Linked DNA regions of Homo sapiens: region 1 is linked to region 2. The links are chromatin loops, found by intact Hi-C in ENCODE. Cell type or tissue: Caco-2. All regions are shown on one strand. Links, peaks and the distances in the headings refer to the core of each region. The heading gives the core; the rest is flanking DNA.

Region 1 (10,694 bases), core at 1,050-9,049, 51 kb before region 2:
ATCCAAGTGTTTATTTGTTTGTTTTTGCACTTGATGCTTTGAAAATAAGAAAAACCCAAGACTCACAATATCTTCTGTTCCTGCTGGGCTAGAATTTGGATCATTTTAGTATTATCTTTGTTTGTTGGGGCTACTATAACAAAACGCCATAAGCTGGGTGGCTGATAAACCGCAGAGTTTTATTTTTCACATTTTTGGGGTCTGGAAAACCAAGATCAAGGTGCTGGTAGATTCGGTGTTTAATAAGGGCTCGATTTCTGATCATGGATGGTGACTTCTCACTGCATCCTCAGTTGTGGAAGGGTCAAGGCAGCTCTCTGGGGGTCTCTTTTCTAAGGACACCAACCCCATTCATGAGGGCTGCAACCCTCATGACTTAATCACCCCTCAAGGGCCCCACCTCCTGACATCATCACCTTCATGGATAGGATTTCAACAGATAAATCTGGAGAGGACAAATATTCAGACCATAATAATTACTATCTCTTTGGAATTAAAATTTCCATCTTCAACAAAATAAAAAGTTCTTGGATTGGGGGATGGCTGGAGGAATAGAAAATATACTAATCAGCTAAAAGGAGAAAAGGAGTAGGAGGAGGTTTCCGGGTACCATGTTCAGACACAGGAGGTATCATGGCTGCTTAGACCACTCTCTGGGTCTATGGCCTTCAGTAGCTTGAAGCCGACCACCACTTGTCTTCACTGGGACTAAAAATCAACAAACCCTGGATGAGCCTCTCAGGCACCAGGAGGTGCTAGCCAAATACCAGGATGGAGCTGGCCCTGCCCTCTGGGTCTTCTACTCTAGTTGAGGTAAGGAAGTTCAGAAATAGATCGCCAAGGATCCAGGATGCTGAGAACATAAAACGCCGCACAGAGCTAAGAGAAGAAGACAGTGTGTTCAGCTGGATGATCAGAGGAGGCAGCATTGTCCTTGGTCCCTAAAGCAAGCCGGGCGCCATGATTTGAGGCAGCAGCCTGCAGTGACACTCGCCAACACCAGCTCTCAAGCGAAAGAGCTCCCTTTCCTACTGTTCTTCTGGCTTCTGACGATGGCCAGGGCAATGACTCGATGTGTCTTTAACAGCTCTCGAACAGAGAGAGAGCTGTACAAAGGGATTTTTGAACAAAGGGATACAAAAGGAATGTAGCAGGCCATAGGCTTGTACAAAGGGATAGCAGGCCATAGGCTTGGAGCCTTTGTCAGGCTGTGGAATCGGGCTTACTGTGCATGGTAGTGATTGACATAAAATTCCTTTCTAAATTAATACACTTAAGTCAAGTAAAGGTAACCTCAATTACAATATGAAGTAATTCATTGTAAAGCCGGCTTGGAGACTTGGCAAGATCACAAAGCCTTCTGGGTTCCAGGCTAAGAAATGTGCAAAGGAAATATACAATTCATGTAACTCAATGGCAAGCTGGTGGTTTCCATCATTGTTTTGCCCTTGTGACAACTCAACAAAATTTATGCTAACATTATCCCCATCTCACAGATTAAAAAACTAAGGCTCGAAAAGGTCAAAGTAACCAGCCTACAACCATGCATCTATTAAGTGGCAGTCTATCAGGATTCAAATTTGACTCCACATGATTCCAGGGACAGAGTTCATAATGCTTAAGCAGCGCTGCCTCTGGAACTCATACCCAAGGTTTTAATGGTTCCCATTTTCTTCTGTGTATCATTGACAACTCACTGCCTCTCCATCTGTCTAGTTTCCATTCCATAATCTCTGATGGAAGGTCATGTAAAGGAATGATGACCTCTACAGAGGACACGAATGAATAGGCATTCTTCTCCGCAGACGTCTGCCAATATTCCTTGATCCTCCTTCACTGCCTCAGCATCCAATGTGCCCCTAGGAGAAGTCATGTATCAGGACACTGCTGGGGCTCGGCCAAGTGCACGGCTTGGTCATTGTGTTTATTTTTCCTCAACTTTTTCCAAGTCAGCAGATGTGCGACTGATACTTTGAGTCCTTACCACTTACATTTTGATTCAAAACCCAGCCATTAAGAATGTTGCAATTTATCTCAGATAAGCATCCCCTCAAGTTGTCTCTTTATGTGCTTTATGATTCTTTGAAGATTGTTTTTCCTTTAATTTAAGGGATTTAAGGGAGAGTAACATAATACATTATGTAGTTTTCCATCATGCTGGAATTTCTTCTCCCCACCCACCCACAGCAGCAGGAACTCTGGACTTACTCAAAAACCAAGTAATTAAGTGCTTTTCCATGTTGTCCAACTCTTAGCTGTGTCTTCCCTCACTGGCACGTGGTTCATTCTAAGATGCACTGGAGGAAGTGCCAGGCTCCAAATCCCTTGCTTTACAAATGAGGTACACTGTGTATAATATTCTCCGTGAAATAAAATGATCACAATGCATTCTGAACTTTAGTGCTATCAATAAAATGTGTTCAAAGCCTAAGAGAAATCGGGTGATCCCAAAAGCAACAAAACTTGTTCAAAAGAGTCCTGAAGTTTTTTCCTGTGTTTTCTGCTGTGGACATTTGCTGTTGTTGCCCTGCCAGCATCCCCATCCCTCCAGGTCTGGTAATGGACCACATCTTCCCCTGGGGAACCACCCCTCCCCTTCTCTGTCCAAGTGGTTTCAGGGGACGCTCCAGGGCCAGGCTTGTGACTATGGATTAACTAATCAGACCATACATCATCTTTGAGATAGGAAGAATAATGGTATCCCCAAAGATGTCCATGTCCTAATCCTCAGAACCTGTGAATATGTCAACTAACATGGCAAAAGGGATTTTAAGGGTGTGATTAAAGACATTGAGATGGGAGATGACCCTGGATTATCGGGGGTGGGGGGCGGTGGGCAATGTAATTTTTAAAAATGTTCTTTTAAGAGGGAGGGGGAGGGTCAGCGTCAGAGAAGCTGTGACAATGGAAACAGAAGTTGGGCTGGTACAAGGCTATGAGCAGAGGAACACAGGCAATGTCTAGAAAATGGAAAAGGCAAGGGAATGAATTCTTTCCTTCAGCCTCCAGAAGGCACATAGCCCTTCCAACCTATTTTTAGACTGCTGACCTCCAGAACTATAAGATAATCAATTGGTATTGTTTTAAACCATTAAGTTCATGATGATTTGTTGCAGCAGCAATAAGAAATTAATACAACTTTAAATATAGTGATTTGTCCAGAGATAGGCCCATGAGCCAAGCCTGGCTGCTCAGGACCCAGGAGATTCAGTTCTGGGACTTTGAAAAGAGGCTCTTCTGTTTTTCTGGGGAGCCGCTGAGAAAATCAGATGAAAGCTTGCTGGTGCCAGCAGTACTTGTCATCATGAGGTGAAAAGTCTCTCCGGGAATGGTGCCAACACAGAGTAATCGGTAGAAAGTAGAAAGTAGAAGTAGGGAATCAAGGCTAAGTCATAAGCCCTGGACCCAACATGGCTCCTTGGACCTTTCACCTACATCAGCCAAGACATCTCCATCTTTGCTGACACCAGTTCAAGTTAGGTTTCTTCCACTCGCAGTCAAAAGCATCCCGATGTGTTTTGTCTCAACTTACTGTGAGAGTGGAGTAGGCTGTAAAGAACATGGATGCTGCTCATGGTAATTGTCTCCAGAACCAGCAGCAGAATGGCTATGTTGGTTCATTGGTCAGGGAATGAGAAGAGCTACTGAAATAAATGCTTAGTTTTTTTCTAGAAAGTCTGAAATTTCACAGTTCTAGCAGGCAAGACATAAGTGCTCGTTCAAAACCATCTCTGGTGGGAGTAGAAACCATGCAGGGAAGAGAGAAAGAGTGGCCATTTGGACCCCGAAGCAGCACATTATACAACCATCCAATGCAATGCTAACCTGGAGCCTCATACCCATAGACAGACCACTTCCTGATGGAAGGGCACAGATTCCATCTCTCAACAGCACCCAGCCCTTGGGGGAAAAAGGTAAAGGAAGTCGATTTGTTTTTGGAATCTCTTGCATTTTGGTATTTGTTTTATTTCAGCAATGCCTCTAACTCATACCTTTCCCATCCCTCCCAGGAGCCCTGACCCAGACCGCATGCACGCACACACACACACACACACACACACACACACACAGTCTCAACTTATCTCAAACAACATGTGTGTACTTTAACTGGAGCCTTCAATGCCTCAGCCAAAGTTGGGAATTTCAAGCATCTCAGCAGATACATGGGAGAGATGCTTTTGAATAAGTTAAGTCAACATGCCACAAACACACCTGTGTGTTTTAATTACCTTGAAGTAGCCTTGACTTTTATCAGAGGAATTTTTCACAAGCTGTATCCCTTTAAAGTTCATATAGTGATGAGTCCCTGTGTCCACCAAATGCAGCCAATCACTGGATGTGGAAAACTTTCCAGCAGCTGCCAAATACCTTGATCTGTTTGCAGAATAAAAATATTCACATAAGCACTCCTTCATTCTCACCTCATTGCATGAAATCCTGACCAAAGCCACTTTAAGTCCCAGATCAAATGCTGCCCCTTCTAGCAACCTGATTTGCCTGTTTAAAAAAATAATATGTTGAGATCCTCCTGTAGCTGCTCAAACATTTAGACTTGCAGGAAAGCATAATGGCCTCACTCATGGGCTTTGAAGTCAAACAGACCTGGATCAAAATACTGACATCCCCCTTGCCTAGCTGTGTGACCTTGGGCAAGTCACTGCACCTCTTTGAGACTCAATTTCCTCATCTGTGAACTGAGGATAAGCGTTGTCGCACAGATTAAATGACAGTGAAGCATTGAATATAGGACCTGGAGCAAAATAAATAAGCATTGGATAAATGTTACCCAGCAGTGATAGTAGTTTTAGTAATTATGGTTATGTGCAAACTTTTGCCTCTCACCAGATTGGAAGTCCTTTGAGGATGGTGTATGAGTTATCCATTGCCACGTAATGTGCATTACAAGTGTTCCTCAAACTGCAATGATGGTCAGCAAAGCATCCAGTGGCTAGGCAGCTCTGTGGACTGCCTAGACCCCCTGCTGGACTCAGTCGTTTGTCTGGGGATAGCTGCTGGAGGATCCGGGTTGACCTTGACTGAGACAATGAGAATTACTCACCTCTACTCCCCAAGTCTCTTTTCCTCCAGCAGGCCAGCCAGGTATGTCCTTCTCATAGCAGGAGAAGGGGCTCCAGAGATGAAAGCTTAACACACGGGCCCCATGCAAGCCTCTGTTGGCTCCATGAACATCCCAATGGCCAAACCAAGTCCCATGGCCAAGCTGTTGTGACTCAGGAGGGCACACCATGGCAAAGGGTGTAGTAAGAGAGGTGTGAAGAATTGGGGCTATTTGCAATCTACCACAAGCAGGAAATGAAGTCCTACAACAGCCTAAAGTGCTGTCGTGGTCCTGAGAAATCCATTTGTAGATGCTGGCTGAGCTGAACATGAAGTTGGGCTCCAAACCTAAGTTGCCACTCTTAAACATCAAAAGCAGTGGTTAAAAATAGAGGAATTTATAGAGTGCAGGTGATTCATTGTTGTTGAGGCTTGTGGGTCCACCCCCCCACAAAAAAAAACAGCTAGCTTTTTTTCCTTACATGAAACTATTTAAACTTCTGTCCCCAGCGCTAGAGAAAAAAAAGATATTGAAGGTTCTGCATTCCTAGTATGTCACCTACTTTTCCTCCTCCCTCACACCTGGGAACAGTTCAAACTTGAAAGAGAAGTAAGGAAATGAACGGTGAGAGGGCAGCAAAAACCAATGGGACGGAGGAGAAGCCACTGCGGGTGGGGGAAGGAAGAACAGAAATCTAAGCTGGCTGCCGGATTCTGGAACTTTCAAAACCTAAAATAAGGAATGGACTTCACAGAACTTCTCAAGCTAGGGCACAGACGCATTTTCTTCTGAAAGAAATTTCACAATTGTGTTTTTAATGAGCTCAAACCACTTTAGCAGGACACAGTTAAACAAAAGAGTAACACAATCAAGCCCGGAAGTCATAATTCAGATTCAGAAATGCAGGGGGGGCAGGATTTGACCTGGTACCTTCTCAGAGACGTAGGACTCCGAGAGAGCAAAATCTCCTGCCGGAACGTGCTGATGGATTGGGGAGGAAATGGGAATCATTTGGCTTTAAAAAAAAAAAAAAAGAAAAAAAAAACCTTAGAATTAAACTCTTAGTTACTGAGATGTCGCAACTCACATCACTATGAAAGTCATGTAAAAGGGTTCTGTGTTTGTCCCTTTATTCATTCAACTACTTATTAAGCACCTACTGGGAGTCAGACACTTTTTCTAAGTACTAAGATTACCCCTGGGAACAAGATGGTGCCTCCATGAGATGCCTCCAAGAACTAAGACAAAACAAAGAATTAACTAATATGACATTGGGCTTGATGAAAGAGACAGTAATGGGAAGGGCAGAGAAAGATGTGTAGCGTGAAGAAACTGGCACCATTTTGACTGGAGTGAAGAGGAAATTTGAGCAGAGACTCAAAGAGGCGAACCCACGCAGTCATGGGAAGTGTTCCACACAGGTGGAAGTACACGGTAGGAATGGACTTCCTGGGTTCTGGGAGGAGCAATACGGCGACCCTATGAGGGATGCTCCGCTGCACCATCAACTCTCTTTTCAGATTACAGGTCAAGGACAGCTTCTTGGGGAAAACTCTGACCTCTCAGGCTAGGTTGAGTCACCCATTGCTGATGCTCCGGAGAAGACCCAGGACTTCTCCTTAGAGCATACTTCAGCATTTCTGAAGATACCACTTTCTCTGATCCTGTTTCTGGGCTGATGTGGAGAGTGTCTGTCACCCCTGCGACATTGCTAGAAGCTGCAGGTCACCATCTCCTTGTCCACCGCTGTGGTCCCAGTACCTAGGCTGGGGCCTGACAGGTGGTAGATGCTCCACAGAGGTGCTCGCTGCCCTCCCCGCATTCTCTTGTTTCATCTTCACAGCTCCACTGTGTGAGTGCTGCCGTTATCCCCACTTTCCGAATGCAGAAACCGAGACTCAGAAGGGGAGGTGGCTTGCCAGAGCCAGGCAGGTAGGCAAGGGGTGGGGAGAATGGTGGGAATCACGATTTTAACCCAGGTCTTTTTGACTCCAAAGTCCGAACAGCATGCCTCACCCTCTGGACAGGTGTTTAAACAGGCATGTGCATGTCACCCAGTCAGAGCCAGTGACTCATCAGCAACGTTGGTTGGAGCTTCCAGGAAAGAGATGCCATCTGCCCCACTGGAGAGCCTCGGGTTGAAGGCGAAGCCGTGGAAGACGGACCAGAGCCTGGAGGGGATCAGGCCTGCAGTGGCATCGTCGGAGGCACTGCATCACGCCTCACCTGAACGAGACATGCATCCGGGCACCCCAATCCCTATGTTCTAAGCCCATTTCCATCTATCTTTCACTTGGAACAACAATACTTTCTAATTGATAAAACATGTTAGTGTTGGTTATTGTCATCACCACTGGGGTGGTTGTTTTTATGGAAATTAAACACATAAAGTAGGTTAAAATATGGCCGTACTGCATATATGTTACCAGAGCTGGTTATATATCAAGTGTTCTAGAGAGGTTACCCTTGGTTTCCTCTTCTGCCCTAGTTCTCCAGTCTTCTCCATATGTAGCTTAGCTACCCTGCTAGACCAGCTGTCCCCACTCCCTGCTGTGGCCATCAGGACCAAATCAGCCCAGAAGGAATGAGATGCCTGGTGAGGCTCATAATAGGAAAATTCTAAGCCCATATCTGCCTTTTCCTCAATAGCATGAATAAGGGATTAATTCATGCCAGACGCTAAAGTCAGGCATATGATGGCAGTTAAGCCCACAAAAGATGAGTGACTGCCGCTCCAGCCTGAGCAATAGAGTGAGAACCTGTCTCACAAAAATAAAAATACATATAATGAAAGCACAGAACTCCATCATTAACATTCTAACAAGATATGACTGTGGGCTGTGGAGTTCCTGGCTGGCCTTCTCTTTCTGTGTTGGGGAGGTGTTAAAAATATGCTTTCATCAAAGGGAGGCTGTCCTGGGGCAGTCGGGATTGGAACAGAAGGAGGCAGCAGCCTTGTCATTATGCGATTTAGTATCAGTGTCATGTCCATGCACCTTATAACATTATCTCAGGCTCCACTCTTGAGCTTGCCTGCAGGGTAGCTGGTGGCAAGGGCCTGTGCATCACAGCTTGGGTTCAGATGCCACTCAAAGTATTCGCTGTGAGCATATTGCTTAGTTTCCTCCTTGGAAAAATAATCACCATAATGATACTAGCTAGCTCGCTAAGATCCTGATTGGGAGGACCTTAAGTGAGATACATGTGTATGATAATATGCACATCCTAATAACTGTACAAAAATAAGCTGTTATTATTTTTGTTACAATGACCACAGTGATAAAAATATTTGGGGACCCACCCTCCCCAACCCCGCTCCACCTGACTGGTTGAGTGGCTGGCCCTAGTTCTGTTCCATGTTTATGCATCCAGCAAACACTTGAATACCTCCTCGGTATCAGGCACAATGCTGACAGGCCTTGCCCCTACCCTCTAGGAGTTTATATTTTAGCAGGGAGGCAACATTTGTCTGGCCAAAGTAAAATGACAAATGTGACAGTGGCTGGAAGGACAAGTCCAAGGTGTTAGAACAGGGCAATGCAACCTTGGTCCCTGAGGAAGTGCTCCAGTGCTGAGAGGTGAAGAAGAGAACAGGTAAGAGGGAACATCCCGTTACATAGGAGGGCAGGTCTGGGCAGCCAGTGGGAGAGCAGCTGCCAGCATCTGGCTGGCTGGTGGGGCTGCTTCTGAGGCAGGACTCAGCTTCAGGCCTGAGGATTTCCAGCCAGTGTCCCTCCACTCTGGCAAAGGCCAGGCAGGTCTCACCAGGACCTGGGTGATCACAGTTGAGGGTGTGGCCCACGTTCCAAAGGGCTACCTGAGTGCTGCCTGGCTGCTGCCCCAGTGAAGTGGTGAAGCGCTGCCACCACCCCTCTGTTCCCATCGCCCAACGAAGCCTCCTTCCCCCAACAAGAGCTCCTTGTTCACTACAGAGCAACAGAAGCTGTCAGGCACTACTAGAGGTTGACTCTAAAGCAACCCTAGTTTGCAAAAAATCACTCCTTTTGCAAAGTAGAGGAATTATTTGTAAAGTGAAAAACTTTGTATCATGTCTGCTGCAAGGAGACCGAGAGACAGTCTGGAGGCAGCTCTAGCAACAGTCCGTCTCTCAGCTGAGAATTCTACTTTGGCTCTTGAAGGACATCTTAGGAGGAGCTTTCCACGCAGTGATTCCTGAGTGTGACGCAAGCACAGGCAGGATGCAGTTTACCTTCCACATGGCCAGATAGAAAACACCGGAGGTGGGTTTCTGCAAATCTGTAGATGAACCATAACCCATTATTGTGTTTAAAAGCCACAATTTCTTGAGTCTCCACTATGTGCCAGGCACCACACTAAGCTCTTCCATATCTGATCTCATTTTATCTTCATGTCAACCATTGGATAGGTACTCTTACAATCCCTTGTCGCCATCTGGGGAACTGAGGTCTGGACAAATTAAGTACCTGGACTCGGGTCATAAAGCTACGTAAATGGGGGTGTGAGGGCCATAATTGAGGTCTATCTGATGCCAATGCCAGGCATTTCATCGCTGTCTTGCACTCCCTTCTCTGTGGTAGCATGTCCTTGCCCTGGCACATCCCGCTGACGACAGGGGAGCCCCTCGATTTCAGGTACATGCCATCAACACCTTCATGTCCTCAGCTTCTTGCAGTATCTGGCAGGTGTTGGCACCCAACTGAAGCTCATCAAATGAGTTTGCTGAACTGAGCAAACATCTGCAAGCATGTGAACAAGGAGTGGTTGGTGTCAAGATGTCCTCTAACAGATGGGGTTTCTTTCAAATAGAAATGAACCCAGCCCCTTCTCTAGAGGAGAAAGCAGGAATCCCCTGCCTTGGGGATCTGTGTGCCTGTCACCACCTGAAGCCAACTTAACAAGGGCACCACCTTGGGAGCAGAGGCTGGGAGCATGCAGGTGGGATCAAAGGACCCTATGGCAATGCTGCCTCATGTTATGAGGCTTTCTCCGGCCACCCCTCCCCTCCATTGCCTCTGGGTCTTTGTTCAGAAGCAAGGCACACCACCTGTAAGGCAGCTACAAGCCCGTGGAGCTACTGGGGCCAGCCGAAATGTCTCTGGTTTCTGTAGAGGCCTGAGGGCTCCCCAACCTCCTGGCTAGACTTGGGGATTCCCCAGGAGGTGGAAGGTCAATGGGTCATAACTTTACATGACTTCCAAGCATCACACATGCTTTGTGAATAGCTGAGCTATTTGCAGGTTTGGTCCTGTTGACTCATTCATTCATTTACCTGTGGGTTCCACACAGGGGCCTGGCAATGGCCCACCCAACACAGAGCTACACAGACCTGGAGAGAACACAGGCCCTTGATACCATGACTTTGTGAAGCTGACAAAGGTGATCTGGACCCTGAGGGAGCCTGCCCCTGGAGAGGAGGAAAGAAGGAAGAACAAGACTGAGGCCAGAATTGGGGGAGGGGCAAATAACACCTGCAGGACCTCATTGGACCCTACAGTCAAGAGTCCAGGGCAGTGGTGGGTGACAGGGGCACAGGAGAGCCAGGGACAAAGCAAGATGGGACCCTGGGTCCCTAGAAAAAAGTCCACAGCCGGAAAAGGAAAGAATAGAGCCCAGTGACGGAGCAGAGGCCCTGCAAGAACCCAGGGGCCCCCAG
Region 2 (10,694 bases), core at 1,376-9,375:
GGGCCAGATGAGATGGCTTGACTAGGGCACCAGAAATAGAAAGGGAAAAAAGGGGTGGATTCAAGATATGTTTTCATTCTCACCCATGAAAAATTATCAAAAATTAATGGTGATGATATGCATTTCCTTAGCCTCATCGTTCACCAAGCACAAGTGCTCACTCTAAGTGAATTAAGCTCTGTCCCCACAGTGACAAAACAACCATGCAATTCATTCAATTCAATGAAGAAGTAAAACCAATTAGTGTAGAGAAAATAATCAGATTGGCCAAATGTCTTCCCAACAGGTTGTTTTGGTTTTTAAGCTTAAGTAGAAAGGTCATGTGCACATTTGACCAATAACTTCTGACTCATCTATGAAAGTAAAGGAAGAAAATCCACTGATCTAATTTGTTTTTGACCCTGCAGTCTACAGAGAAAAGTGAATTATCTTTAATAATTGTGAAAAATGCTCAAATAATGTCACTGAAGTGTGTTAAACTGATTTGGATTATTGAGGAAGGACACTAACTTGCTTTTAAATGAATGGCCCTTTTCAAAAAGGAAGTAGTTCCCTGGCCAAATTTTAAATCACAGAATGTGATTCCATTGAGGCTTCAGCATCACACTGTATGAATCACTTCCTACATCCTCAGAAATTACAAACTCCACTGTCTTAATGCCATCTTCAGAAATTCGATCGCTCTTACACAATTATGGGACTCTTATTAGAGAGACCATCTCTCATCACAGCTCTCTGTGCCGTGCTGTTCTTTCCCTGATTAAAGGCTGTGTTTTTAATAACTTCCCTCAGAAATAATTGCCAGACTGCATTTAGAGGAAGAGGCCACTTAAAGTGTTACAGCAATTTTAAATGTGGCCATCTTGAAAAGGCTACAGGAAACTGTAAAATACTTAGAAAGAAAATGAAATAAATAAACAACATGATGAAACTTACAACATAACTGTAGACATCTTTAATGCCAAATCTTCTTCCAGCTGCCTAATGTCTAGGCCTTATTAAAATGCTATAAACGCACTGCTCAAATATCATTAACTAAAAATGTAAGTAATTTGATATATTTCTTTTGGTTTGTCCCAATACACCAAAACTCCATGAATGTGGATTCCAAAGACTGAATTATTATTTAAAAAAAGGGTTAAAAATGAGTCTATAAAATCAACCTTCTAAGCAAGCTGCAAATATAAACAAGAATATAGGAGTAATTTCCTAGACTATTAATTAATCTGTGATTAAATTGTTTAGAAGCATCCCGGGAATTAACAGATCCACAATGTGCTAGCAATTACTTATAGAAAGCTGGGCAGATCTCTAAAAGTAATAACTTTGTGGACAGTTATTTATTCAAATATTTTTAAGCCTGTTTTCGAGCCTATGTTATTGAGCCTAAATATTTACTGAGCACCAAGCACAACCAACAACCGTGCCAAGAACTGTGCTAAACACAGGGCATTTGTTCTGTGGAAAACGAGGCAGACACACCCACATGATAATTATAGTTCAACGGGGGAGAAATTCAGTAAGCAAATAATTATATAAAAAATTCACCAAGCAAATATAGTAAATAGCATGAAAGAAAAAGCACGAAGGTGCTGGGTGGCCATGAAATAGGACCCCAACCCAACCTGTATCTATGGAAAAGAGCAAAACTATGCACACAGTAAATCATCTGACATCACCCCTGTCCTGGATGGCTTTCTAAGTCTGAATCATCTATACATGTAATTATTCAACCAATTTTCTTTAAGTCTCTGTTGCATACCTGACGTTATGCTAAAGTTTCTTTGACAGTAAATTCATTTGTTTCTGCAATCCTATTACATTTTTTGTTTATGAAGCCTCTTTACGAAAAAAATGGCTAAAAATGATGGAAGAAAGAGGTTTTATTCCTCTCAGGCAGAGAGAATGGGAGACGTTGGATGTCAATGCCAATCAAAAAATAATCAGAAGTCAGTGGGCGGTGAGCAGTGAGAAGCAGCTCCGACTTCAGCTGCACAGGCAGGGAGGGTTGGGGGAGAGGACCAGAAAGATGGATTTATCAAGTACAGCCTCGGGTATTTCTGCACTATCCTAATGCAATCTTTTGAAAGTTTGCCTCTAAGTAATCATAAACTAATCTTTTACTTCAACAACCATTTTTCTTAGTAATTTTCATCTCTTTTCTATTTCTCTGATGAAAGGCAATCAAGATAACCACCCTCCCCTCACAGAAATCCTGAATTCAGTGCAAAGCGGTGTTTAAAATTTTGCTTTAAAAATTCTGTCATGTCCAGACATCAAGTGTGTGCCCTTAAAATACAGAGTGAAAATAGGATTATGAAATTAGAGAAGGAAAAAAGACAATAAAAAAGAAAATGCCATTTGAAAGATTGAAAGCCAAAACAGAAACTGGCTGATATACTTTGTGTAACATTCTTTTAAAAGTTTCTTGTTGCTAAATGAAAATTGTCTATGTGGGTCTCTTCCCTGGGACATTATCGATATACCTGAAACAGCTTCTCATCTTTCCTCAAGATTTACACCCTAGAATGAAGGAGAAATTATTCTGTTTCAGCAATTTCAGAGCACTATGACTTCATAGCTTTGGGGATAGTTCTCCATTAATTCTAATGAGAAAAGATGTCGGAAGTCCTGTCAGAGAAGGAGAGTGAAGGCACAGAGAGAGAAGAGGGCTCTGGAGAGACCCCCAGACCCATCCCTGGCCTCTTGCTGGCTCCAAATACCTCAGAAATCCCTTCAGAGGAGGATTATGTGAGCGCAAGGAGACAGACTGCGGAGGGAGAGGTGAGCTGGCCCAGGCCCGTGATGAACAAACAAAAGAAACCACCGAAGAAAACCAAAGTGAACAAAGCCAATGTCTACCTTTGTGCCAGAGATGTATTCAACCCTCTTCATACAGTATTTAGAAATTGTATCTTTTATGTGTGTGTAATTAGGTAAAGGTTTTACTTCAGAAACCATATGTAATCACCGTTGTCTCTCCATTTCTGTTCCTGAGATGAACGTGTTTTGATCACTTTTTCCTCTCAGATACTTTCTCCAAATTCAGTGAATGGGGCTGATTTGAAACATTTCAGTGACTTTAAAGCTTGGTCGTGTACAGAATTCAACAGTGTTCCTTCATCAAATGAAATAATGAAAACTGCCCAGGAACAGTCTTTGAAAAGTTTATTTCAAAATTGACTGAGGAAAATGCATTTTGTGGGTTTGTTAAAAACCAGTGGTTCCGAAGCAAGGGTGATGTCTGGAGAAATTTTGGGTGGTCCTGACTCGGAGTGGAGGGGATGCTCCTGGCATGTTGTGGGTGGAGACCAGCAACCCTGCTACACATCCCACACTGCAACAAATAATGGAGTGTCGCCAAATGTCAGCAGTGCCCAGGTTGAGAAACCCTAGTTTAAACCAAAGATCACAAACTCAAATGCTACAGGAGCCAGACAAATTGCTAATTCGGGTGCCTGCCTGGGGATGGCCAAACAGCAAGCCCAGGCCCCAGGGGCGGCTGACCCCTAGCTCCAGCCAACTGAGACAATGAAGGCCGGAGGGTCCAGCTCACCAGATCTGTTTGTTTTTCAGGAGAAAAATCAAAATCTGTATTTCACATGCTTTCAAACATTCATAACTAATTAGTTTTCAAAACGACAGTAGCATTGTGCTACCCAACACATCTGTGGCCTGAATTTGAATGAGAGGCCGCTTGGTGGTGACCTCTTGTTATTTAAGAAACTCACATGCGCCGCCCACTCTGATAGCAAAGCTTCACCGTGGCTTTGTTTGCTCTCTTGCTGAAGCAAAGTTTCTTTTTAAAAATACTGTTAAAAATATTGATGGGAGAGTAAGTCCGTTTTTGAAAAGTAATTTGGTGGTATCTTATAAGGTGAAATAAGTAAGTATAAAACCATTGATCCAGCAATTGCTCTTTGGGAAATCAGGCAAGAATGTGTACTGCAGCAATAGTTGTGGTAGGAAAAACAATAGGCATCAACATAAACATCCATCAATAAAGGAAGGGATGAACAGATAAATAGTAGTACATCCAAACTAGGGGATTGTATGCCACTATTAAAACAATCTATATACGTATCGGCCTAGAGTTATATACAAAACATATTAAGAAGAAAAGAATTGGCGATTACTACATCTGGTATGAGCCTTTGTGTAAAAAACAACAACAAAAGGTGTCTGTCTGTATTTGTTTATGAGTGGAGAAAGATGTAGAAGGATGTGTGCCAACCTAACTCTGATGGCCTCAGGGGCAGTGTGGCTGGAAGTTGTCAGGCTTTCCTTGGATAAGTCAATGCTACTTTCTTTTTTGCAACAAACATGATATTGCGTTATCAGTTGGAAAGAAAAATAAGAGACACATAATCATATTGGTTCTAAAATTCAAACTCAAAATAATGAGGAAAACCCCCAAAGTGTATTATACCTGAATATGCTCAGGCAAAACTAAAAGTCAAATCAGTCCTCTTACCAGAAGATCAGAACAGGTTGCTGAAAGACAGAGATAAATCCTCACACACCAGTAACTAAAATTTAGTTTTTCAGGCACAGAAAAACTGAGAGATTCATGAAAGGAAGAGAAAAATATATTTTTTCCACCTCTAGCCAAATCTAGAGTATTTCTGTACTATCCTATTTTTTTTGAAACTTTGCCTCTCTCAGTAATAGTTTTAAATCTGTTTTTTTTCCCAGAAACCACTTTTCTCTATGGTTCTCATTCGTCTTCTCTTTCTTTGATGAAAGGCAATCAGTTGAAGAACACTTCACTTACCATTTTCTCCAAAAAAACATTTTTAGTGGGGAAAGTATGCTTAAAATCTTTTGGTAAGTCAAAACTTTAATCATGCCCAGACAAGAAGAGAATGCGCTAAAATAAAGAGAGGATAAATTGTGAGGAAGAAAGAAAACTAAATGAAGGGAAAAAAAAATTGTTAATATTATTTGCATTCTTCAGTGCCAAAATTGAATCAGGAGAATCTACTTTATGGATCATTAATTTCAAACTTTCTTAACTCTAAATGAAAATTGTAGAGAGAAAAGTTCAGGTTTTGGGATATAATTGATGTGTTTAAGCAATTGCCTCATCATTTCTTAAGATTTACACTCTGGGGAAGGAGATGTTATCCTGTTTCAGCAATTCTGTAAGCAATATTACTTAACTAATGGCTTTAGGAAAAGAATATCTCCCTATTAATTCTTACAGGAAAAATAATGGTACAGAGCCATTAGTTCTAGTCAGAGAAACAAGGAGGGAGTGAGTGGATGAGGGAGTCCTAGGGTTCAGGCTGCCATTTTGTTTCTCCTTGGGAAAACATTTTGAGGCGATTTGTGACAGAGAGATGGGGCACAACAAACACCAAGGGTGTCTCCTCCCACCTCCCTCTGTCTACTTATGGCAGAGTAACACAAGTGCAAAGGATAAAAAGAAGAAATAACTCTCATCTACTTGATTTCAGAGAATTACGTCACCATCCTCACATAATACTTAGCTATTCGACCTCTTCAACGTGATTAGGTAAACCTTTTACCTCTAAAAGTACCTGTCTGAGCAGTTTTCTTTGCTTTTCTATTTTTTCAATGAAAGGCAGCTGCGTTGATAACTTCAGCCTCAGAGGAATTTTCCTAAACTATGTTAGTGGGGGAAAAAAATCCAGTTAAAATATTTCAATCACTTAAAACCTTAGGTATGTGCTGAATTCAAAAGAAAAGATTCCATTAAGAGGGAAAGTAAATAAGACAACGGGAAAGAATAGAGGTCTCCCTCATCCCCTGCCCTGCCTTGCCCTGGAGTTAAATACAGGTTTATTGCTAATAATTAAGAAGCTCTATTCTATGTACTTGTTGTAGTATACACGTAGCTGAAGATAAAACAAAATAGGACAGAATTACACAATGATTGGTATTGTGGTAAATGCCACAGAGGAGATGGGTTATGAATCATCCCATCTCCACACCACCAGGGCGCTTCATCTGCTTTGAGAGTCTGAGGTGACCAGCCTGAGGAATCGCTAAAATGCCACCTCACAAAACCATCTAAGGAGGGTTGACTTGGTGATGAAGCCTCAGCCCTGGTTCCTCAGAGAGATGTGGCTGAAGGACTCATCGAAAGAGCAGAAAAATACATTTATCAAAATCTAGCAACCCATACCAGGGTACTTCTCTTTCCTAGTGCAATTTTTTGAAAGTTTGTCTCTTCTAAAGTAATCATACATTTTATTTCAGAAATTACTTTTCTTAGTGGTACTCATTTCTCTTATTTCTTTGATAAAAGGTAATCAATTTAAGATTTCCCATTTAGAGATTTGTTTTTCTTTTTCCAAACAATATTTAGCGGAAAGTCATATTTAAAATCAATCGTTAATATTTGTGCCTAGACCACAAGTGTGTATCTAAAATTTAGACAGCAAAAGGATATATGAGGAGAAAAAATATAATTAGTGAAAATACCTTCTGAAATATATGATGCCAAAATTGAAATCAAGAGTATCTACTGTTTGAATGATTATTTTCAATGTTTCTCAATACTGGATGAGTTCATAAACAACAGCCCATTTCTTGAAATATAATTAAGGTATTGGAGAGAGCTCATTTTTCCTCAAGATTTGCATCCTTAAAAAGGAGAAATTGATCCATTTCAATAATAATAGCTGGGAAGAAAGATCTCCCCTTCTCTCCTTCATTAATCCTGAGGGGGGAAAAATGGGCTCTTGTCAAACTAGAAACAGAAACAAGAAAGAAAATATTAGAGTTGGCGTCATCAATTTTGGTTTTCTAATCACCTTAGGAAAGAAAACATTCTAAGTCCAGCCTTTGTGAAGCAACAAATATTGAAGGAGCATTTAGGGCTTCGCTCAAACCAAGACTTCAGACGAGTAAAACTTAATTCGACAAGAAAACCAGCAAAAGACGATGGGGGAATATTGTTCTGTTTTCATAACGTGTTTAGATATTCCATCTCGTGGAGTACTTAGGCGATTGTACTTTTCTTTCTTCTCTTTCAGTTCTCTTATTTTTTGTGGCGTAGAGGAAAGTGAAGCATTTGGAAAGCAGAAAACTTCCTTTCACCCAGATATTTCTTCTAAACAATACTAAAGGAACAGTCAATTTGAATATTTCAGTAATATAAAATCCTATTCAGGTACCAAATTCAACAGCATTTCTTCAATACTGTTTAAGACAAGAGGACTGAGATAAAGAGGAAAGAAATAAACATTGCCCAAAATACTCTTTAAAAACTTTCACATACAGAAATTTACTCAAGAATCTACGCTTTCTGGCTTATTTTACAAGTGTCATTTTCTTATAAACGTTTCTTACAAAAGTTTTCTTATATATGTTTCTTATAAACGTATAAAAGTTTGTAATAAAAGCAGCTCAACCGGGTGGACTGTGGGGTCACCGAAATACTTTCAACTTGGCTTCTTTTCTCAAGATTTCCACCTCAAAAGAGAGAGTACTTCGGGAACTGCAACCCTTAGCAATGCAGCTCAAGTGGCATTTTTTTTTTTCAGCAAAAGCCTCTCAATGGTTTCTGTGGGTTCTGATTAAAAAAAAATAGAGGGGGCCGGTTATGAGTTCTTTTAGACCAAAGCAAGGAATAAAATATCAAGACTTAGCTCTGCTCTGCTATGAAGAGATCATGGAGACTTGAACCTCAAGGTCGCATGTAACTTGGAAGCTGAGACGTGGGGTAGCAAAGAGGAATGGAGGAATAATAGGAAGAGAGGGGCCAAATTCTTACAGAATTCTAAGAAGTCTCTCCTTTGTCCTCACACCAGCTGTAGAAATTATTTTACAATATAAAACTTTAATTATAGGACTTTTTTTTCTTTTTTACCTCAGAAACTATCTCCTAGACGCACAGTAGCATCTCTATCTTCCTGTAAATTTCTTCAGTCTGGTTAAAATGCATTAAAAATTTACAAGCTCAGTTACACACAAACCCAAAAGCTTACCTGAAAATACAGGTAGGACGACAAAAGCAACATTTAGGAAAGAGAGGGAATAAAAAGGAAGAGTATTTCCCTAGAAATATTTTTATTTATTTATTTATTTATTTATTTTTTGAGACGGAGGCTCGCTCTGTCGCCCAGGCTGGAGTGCAGTGGCGCCATCTTGGCTCACTGCAAGCTCCGCCTCCCGGGTTCACGCCATTCTCCTGCCTCAGCCTCCGGAGTAGCTGGGACTACAGGCGCCCGCCACCACGCCCGGCTAATTTTTTTGTATTTTTAGTAGAGACGGGGTTTCACCGTGTTAGCCAGGATGGTCTCCATCTCCTGACCTCGTGATCCGCCCGCCTCAGCCTCCCAAAGTGCTGGGATTACAGGAGTGAGCCACCGCGCCCGGCCCCTAGAAATAATTTTCAAACCAACCAAATCAATCAGTAAATCTCATTTCTAGATGTTTTTAAAAGAGCAGCAATTGATGTATTATTAGAACTGCCTAGAAAGTCCATTTTTGAGGTGTAGAAAAAGCCTTTACATCTTTCCTGAAGGATTCTATTCTACCACTCACAAAAGGAGTCTCTTTGGCAATTCTAAAGCAATAGAGGAAAGGACATCTATGATCTGACAGAAAATGGGAGGTAGCCTTTAACCCTTGTCCGAAGAAGAGTGTAAACAATGTCAAGCATCCAGAAAATTCCAACTGCAGAAGGGGTGGAGAATGCCGCAGGAGGGGAATCTTGTGGCAGGCACACAATTCCGCACAGAGGATAGACAGCAGCTGGGGGACTGTGGGGGTAGGTGGGGGTGGGGGTGAGAAGAACAGAATAAAAAATACACAAACCTTCCCCAAGGGGAGAGAAGGTAATCTTTAGAGTCTTCCACGCTTCCACTTCCCTGAATCCTCCCCTGGGGGTGGTCTTAGGCAGGGGTGGGGGCTGGAGGAACCAGTTCACCATAGCACAGGGCTGTCTACCTGGGTATTTTCTTGAGTGAGACAAAACTGGAGAAGTAAGACTGTGCTGCCCCAGAATCTTCTCTCAATAGAAGTCACAAGGTCTGCTTAAAATGCTTACAGATGGCCGGGTGCGGTGGCTCACGCCTGTAATCCCAGCACTCTGGGAGGCCAAGGTGGGCGGATCGCCTGAGGTCAGGAGTTCAAGACCAGCCTGGCCAACATGGTGAAACGCTGTCTCTACGAAAAATACAAAAACTAGCCAGGCGTGGTGGCGCGCGCCTGTAATCCCAGCTACTCGGGAGGCTGAGGCAGGAGAATCGCTTGAACCCAGGAGGAAGAGGTTGCAGTGAGCCAAGGTCACTATACTCCAGCCTGGGCGACAGAGCGAGACTCTATCTCAAAAAAAAAAAAAAAAAAGTGTTTACAGAAAGAAAGAATAACTAAATCAAGGATGTAAAATGAAAGTCACATAAAAGATGAAAGAAGGGGGGAAACTTGAACCGTAAGCAGTTGTCATCAAAAATGTATTCGAGAAATCTTCTTGGCTTATCTTTTAAAATATGTTATGACTAAATTCAAATCACAAAAGAATACACAGCTTAAATGATAATGCAGTAAACTAACATAATGGTTTTGAAATCAAGTAGTTTACACTGTTTCTATGAACACTGACAGAAAAATAATGAGAAAATTGCATGAACATCCAACAAAACCTGAGGGCTGGAAGCGCTGGGAATGGGTTTGGTTTGGTTTTCTCACTCAGGCCATCATAAAAATTTATTAAAGAAAAAAAAAGTCAATGTGGAGAAAGGGGAAGAAAAATGGGAAGTGGGCCTGTACCCCAAAGGATGCTGGGTGAGGGGAACAAAAGAAAAATAATTGTCATATCTACATGCTTTCTATCACTTCATGGAGTCTTCAACTTCTCTATGCAAAAGCAACCTTCAAAACTTCTATTTGGGGGAATGTATTCATCCATTTTACCTCCAATATTCCAATATTTCTCTCATAGAGAGGAAAACACAGCTACCATTTTCCTTGCTGAACCTCTTCCGGCCCTGCGTCTGCTGTGTGTGACTGTCAAGTATGCTTCGTGATTATGAAACTTATCTCAGGGAAAGAAATCCATACCCAGGCTCTAATAGATACAAGGGGGAGAGGACGAGAGGAGATGAAATAGCATGAGGTGGATAATAAAATTTAAAATAGTTTTAGCATAGAAATGTACCCTGTATATAAGATCTCATCTTGGTGCTCATTATAGCTTCTGGGTGTATTTTCTAAGCCAGAAGGGTGCAGCTTTGATGCTGTCTCCCTCACGAATCTCAAAGAGAAAAGAAAGTTAAGCCTTCTTCTTCCATGTATTAGCTTTGAAAACAAAGAAAGCAAATGTGGCCTTTCCTTTGTGGCAAAGTCAAGGTTGGACAATCTAGGCGACTGGCTGCTCCTCTCCTCTGGTCAGGGTGTTTGGCTAAAGTGCCCCAGGTCTTGAAAAGGCCAGGCCTTACCTAAGCCAAGCAACCCCAGGCAGAGGGGTGGGCAGAGACCACATGAGAAGTAGAGAGGAAGAGAGAGAGAAATCGAGATGCACTGATTCCAGAGGAAACTGGGGGGTCAGGACACTTGGTGGATGGGAACCAGCTTCCCAGCTCTTCAGAGGTAACCAGTTTAGTGTTTGAAAAACAGAAGGCCCAGAAATCAACCCAGCTGTGAGAAAGGCCCCAGGCCGACTGAGCAGGGATGAACAGGAATGCCCAAACTGATCAGGATTAAGAAGAAAAAATCAGATT

Evidence for each region. Hi-C counts contacts between places; a loop is a spot of excess contacts. Peaks named below come from ENCODE experiments on the same cell type or tissue, not always from the same donor. Only the 100,000 strongest peaks of a DNase experiment are listed, where the experiment ranks them.
Region 1: a loop joins it to region 2, with 8 times the contacts of the local background. A loop is called at or near these places in 2 of 110 quality-filtered maps.

What each region holds. Positions count from the first base shown.
Region 1 is chr20:59,288,356-59,299,049 of GRCh38, reverse strand. No RefSeq gene overlaps it. Among named protein-coding and RNA genes, the nearest start is that of EDN3, 6.9 kb to the left of the region's middle. In Caco-2, for the core only: no CTCF peak of the experiment used is centred there; DNase peaks (open chromatin) are centred at 4,119, 5,661 and 7,079.
Region 2 is chr20:59,238,177-59,248,870 of GRCh38, reverse strand. All of the region lies in intron 4 of ZNF831 (zinc finger protein 831), which reads right to left. Among named protein-coding and RNA genes, the nearest start is that of EDN3, 57 kb to the left of the region's middle. In Caco-2, for the core only: a CTCF peak has its summit at 5,984; DNase peaks (open chromatin) are centred at 5,846 and 8,700.